Regions from separate parts of the Mus musculus genome. Here region 2 is linked to region 1. The links are chromatin loops, found by intact Hi-C in ENCODE. Cell type or tissue: left cerebral cortex. All regions are shown on one strand.

Evidence for each region. Hi-C counts contacts between places; a loop is a spot of excess contacts. Peaks named below come from ENCODE experiments on the same cell type or tissue, not always from the same donor. Only the 100,000 strongest peaks of a DNase experiment are listed, where the experiment ranks them.
Region 2: it touches region 1 in a loop (2.2-fold over the local background); 1 of 42 quality-filtered maps calls a loop at or near these places.

What each region holds. Positions count from the first base shown.
Region 1 is chr1:54,820,615-54,823,114 of GRCm38, forward strand. The region is part of intron 2 of Ankrd44 (ankyrin repeat domain 44); the gene reads right to left. Among named protein-coding and RNA genes, the nearest start is that of Ankrd44, 100 kb to the right of the region's middle. In left cerebral cortex, no CTCF peak of the experiment used is centred here; DNase peaks (open chromatin) are centred at 1,371 and 2,235.
Region 2 is chr1:54,595,038-54,597,537 of GRCm38, forward strand. No RefSeq gene overlaps it. Among named protein-coding and RNA genes, the nearest start is that of Pgap1, 39 kb to the left of the region's middle. In left cerebral cortex, no CTCF peak of the experiment used is centred here; a DNase peak (open chromatin) is centred at 1,300.

The DNA of each region.
Region 1 (2,500 bases):
CAGCTTCTCATTTAGTCTAATTTGTAGTATCCAAGATGCTAGCTACTAGCACAACATCTCAGAGCTTCCACCCTCAGTCAAGTCAATTACTAAAAGGAGAGAAGAAGGTACAATGTATCTGTAAAGGAGAAGAAGGTACAATGTATCTGTAAAGGAGAAGAAGGTACAATGTATCTGTAAAGGAGAAGAAGGTACAATGTATCTGTAAAGGAGAAGAAGGTACAATGTATCTGTAAAGGAGAAGAAGGTACAATGTATCTGTAAAGGAGAAGAAGGTACAATGTATCTGTAAAGGAGAAGAAGGTACAATGTATCTGTAAAGGAGAAGAAGGTACAATGTATCTGTAAAGGAGAAGAAGGTACAATGTATCTGTAAAGGAGAAGAAGGTACAATGTATCTGTAAAGGAGAAGAAGGTACAATGTATCTGTAAAGGAGAAGAAGGTACAATGTATCTGTAAAGGAGAAGAAGGTACAATGTATCTGTAAAGGAGAAGAAGGTACAATGTATCTGTAAAGGAGAAGAAGGTACAATGTATCTGTAAAGGAGAAGAAGGTACAATGTATCTGTAAAGGAGAAGAAGGTACAATGTATCTGTAAAGGAGAAGAAGGTACAATGTATCTGTAAAGGAGAAGAAGGTACAATGTATCTGTAAAGGAGAAGAAGGTACAATGTATCTGTAAAGGAGAAGAAGGTACAATGTATCTGTAAAGGAGAAGAAGGTACAATGTATCTGTAAAGGAGAAGAAGGTACAATGTATCTGTAAAGGAGAAGAAGGTACAATGTATCTGTAAAGGAGAAGAAGGTACAATGTATCTGTAAAGGAGAAGAAGGTACAATGTATCTGTAAAGGAGAAGAAGGTACAATGTATCTGTAAAGGAGAAGAAGGTACAATGTATCTGTAAAGGAGAAGAAGGTACAATGTATCTGTAAAGGAGAAGAAGGTACAATGTATCTGTAAAGGAGAAGAAGGTACAATGTATCTGTAAAGGAGAAGAAGGTACAATGTATCTGTAAAGGAGAAGAAGGTACAATGTATCTGTAAAGGAGAAGATCCAGAAGCACGGGAAGCCGGGCTAGAGGCTATAGAATCTATATTCCAAGGTTTCGGGGAAGTCAACACGGGAAAATCAGGCCGAGAAAACGTTAACGAATGTAGGAATGTGGCAAAGTGATCATTCTGAATTCCTTGGGTAGAGACTAAATGATTTAGCCCACATAGAGTGTATTTAATTTTATTTTATATTTTATGTATTTAAGTATTTTGTCTGCATGTGTGGCTGTGCACCATGTATGCCCCTGGTACCAGCGGAAAGCAGAAGAGAGTATCAGATGCCTGTGGGAGTGGAGTTCAGACAGCTGTGAGCTGCCATGTGCATTCTGGAAATAGAACCTGGGTCCTCTGGAAGAACAGTCAGTGCTCTCAACTGCTGAGCCATCTCTCCAGGCTGCTCATGAGTGGAATTAAAAATGCATTCTATTTTCTAAAGAACTAGTAATCTGCCCTAACAGATACCCAGATAAATTACAAGCTCACTACTCTCATTTGTCTTGTTCTTTAAAAAGCCCATTCTTGTAAAATATCAGTTTCTTTTTCTCTCATTTGCATCTTGAGATTAACATTCCTCCACCACCTACATTATTTTCTGTAGTCAAAGTGGTAGCATGAATCATTTCTTCCCCTTTGCTTGCTATAAGTTCTTTGCTTTTAACTTAAGATGCATTCTATTACAGTCACATATGAGCCCCTCCTTTCACAGAACAGAGAAAGGAAGCAAAGTGCATGTGTACTTGGGTCAAACTTTGCTGCAAATGATAAATATTACATGAATGACGAAATTGGTTTTTGTATAAAATGAGTAAATTAAAATCAACAACTTGTGGACAACTCAACTGTTTGAGACTACTAATTAGTATGTATTGAGCATTAAATGATACTGAAGAATACTTGCTAATTTCATTTGCTATACTAATGTATAGCATGTATACACCATGTGCACATGCATATACATCTGTGTGTGCGTGCATAGGTTGCTGTTAGTGGTTCTTTTTAATGGGAAATAAGCACCTCACATTTGGTGTCACATAGGAGTCACAAATCTTCGAAGTGTAGTCTTTCACAGTTGGAAGACAAGGCTCTCTAAAGCTACTTCAGGCTGAGAAGGAAGTTACGACGATTTACATGCTGACTCAACCTACCAGTATCTCTAACACTAAAACAAGAAGACGAAACAGCGCCATGAAGTACTACTGCTGCTAAGAGCACAAGGCAGGGCTGGGGCTATCTGAGGCAGTAGCAGGCATTGTCTGTAGGAGCTCTGTCTAATGGCCTTCCAGGGTCTCATCTGTAAAGACACTCCTCTCCTCTTTAGACAGCCCTGTATACTGTCTCTTAGCTTTGGAGCTGAAATCTTCTTGCTGTAGCTTACAACCACCTGGCATAATGACAGCGTAGATCCAATTTAATGTGACGACAATGTTCACTTGAGCTGTGTGC
Region 2 (2,500 bases), 230 kb before region 1:
AGGAGTGAGAAGTGCTGCTTTCTGGCTTACTCTTCATGACTTGCTCAGCCTGCTTTCTAATAGAACTCAGGACTACCAGCCTAGGAGTGGCCTCACCCACAGTGGGCTGCCCCTCCACCCCCCTCCCCCACACCAATGAAGGAAATGCCTTATAGGCTTGCCCACAACCAAACTTTAAGGAAAAATTTTCTTAATCTGAGTTCCTTCTTCTCAGATGACCTTAGCATGTGTCAGGTTGACATAAAACTATACAGCACATATATGCAAAAGACCTAGGTCAGACCTCAACAGGCTCCCCAATGTCTGTCAGCTCCCAGACAACTGATTCTGTGGGCCTTATTCTTGTAGTGTCCCCGATGCTCTGGTTCCTCCAATCCTTCCTCCTCCTCTGCAGAACTCCCAGAGCTCTGCTGTAAGGTTCCATGATTCACTGAAGAATGATACTCTGGACTCACAGTCTGCAAAAGCAAAGAGTGTTTTATTCTGCAGAAGTCCAGCATGCTGGGGTCTACTATCTTCCAAGATGGAGGTGCCCCAGTGAGTTTATAGGCCCAATTTAAAGCACATTAGGGGAACTCTAGGGCGGGGTAGATGACCTCTATCTTAATCTGTTGGCTCTATCTCTAGGGACAGTCCAGAACCATTGCTTGGACATGGGGGTTGATAGAGGGGGCTGGAAACTGATGCTGAGGAGGTCTGGAAACTGCTGCTGACCCATTGTCCTTCCCTCAGGCCAGGTGTCTGTGCCTGGACTTGCCAGGACTTATCTAGTTCTTGGAAACAAAGATTTAGACCTAGTCTCTGGAACTGCCAATATAAAGCCTGTCACGGAGTCATCCTAGCCTGTCTTACTGCCTAATGTTGGGCTGTGATACTTTGCATCTGCTCCTACCAGATGCTGGATGGAGTCTGTCTGGTCTCTCTGGTGATGATCATGGTATTATTTTGCCTGCTTATGGGACCCTGTCCCTCCTACTGGGTTCCTTCATCAAGCCTTGGTGTGATGGGATATGCCAGGTCTTATGGTAGCTTGTTTTGCCATATTTAGTTGGTGTCCCTGGAAGGCCTCCTCTTTTTCTGGAGGGAGGCAGAGGTGGGTGGAGCTGGGGGAGAGAGGAGGTGAGAGGGAAGGAGGAAGAGCAGAGAAGGGAGGGAAAACTATAGTTGGGATTAATATATGAGAGAATTTTTAAGATACATATCAAGCACAGAAGCTTCCAAAATTTCCTGCCTGCTTCTCTGGAACTGTACTTAGCAGTACAACACATCAGCAATGTGTGCTACTGTCACTCCCACCATACTTTGTGTTAGTCATCCTGGAGTGCTACAGTCTTAGTTTGGCATGTGGAAATTAATTAAATGCTTGAATGGAGTAGGGAGGAACAAAGTAAATATGGAAATACGGTTGTAGCTGGAGCCAGGCAATAGTAAAAGAGACAAAACCAGAGAAAGATGAATGAGTGATCCACGGGACACTACTAGACTTGCCTCATTTTAGCAGTTTTTCAAATTACCCATGTGCATTAGCTACATAGTCAGTCTTGTTCTTCCCTAGTGTGTGTCTGCACGTGCAGGCCATGTGTGCACATGAGTGGAGACCCAAGATTGATGTTGGCTGTCTTTCTCATTGCTTTCCACTTGGTTTTTGAGACAGGATCACTCACTGAACCAGGAGCTCACTGGTTGACCAGAAGGCTACAAGGTCCTCTAGTCCCTACCTCCTCAGTGCTGGAATTAAAGGTACCTGCTGCCATGCCTGGCTTTTTATGTGAGTACTGAGAATCTAAACTCAGGTTAGTGTGGTGAGCCCTTTAATGACTGAGTCATCTTCTCCCTAATTTTTTAAGACATCACTGACGATCTAGCGAGTAACATGTACTTGTTAATATATACTATCTGTGGTTGTTTTCTTTTTTTCCTGGTGAGTCTTGAAATAATCTGGAAAGATTTGGGTGGACATATTTTGGTTGCCAGTAGAGCAGCTAGTTGGAAATATGGTTTATGTCTGTGAGCAATATTTGTTGGCAAATCGGGCACATCCATGGACAGATAGAAGTGACTTCATGACAATCAGGCATCTTTACAGCCAGCTCTCTAGAGACCCAGTGGTGAAACCGTGACAGTGTCACTGCTGTGTGTGTTCCTTTGCTCATGGGGGCCCAATAAAAGCCATGGTCTCCCTGTCCCTTCTCTTGTCTTTCCTTCCTCTCCTAGAGGCTACCTCTATTTTCCCGCCCAATAAACCTCCCATGTGAGACCTGCTGTATGGTGTGAATTTGTTGGGACCCACCCCCTAGTTCTGTCAATATTGACCTTCAAAATTACACTGACATTCCCAGTCAGGCTGGCTATCTACCTGGGTATCCAGGACTGTAGAGATTAATGCTTCTTATAATCAACTGGACTCCAAGACAAGGGAGGGAACAAGATGGGACTCTCATTCTTGACCCTACACTCATAGTCAGGCAAGTCTTTTCAGAGAAGCCAAGAGAGTCTATGG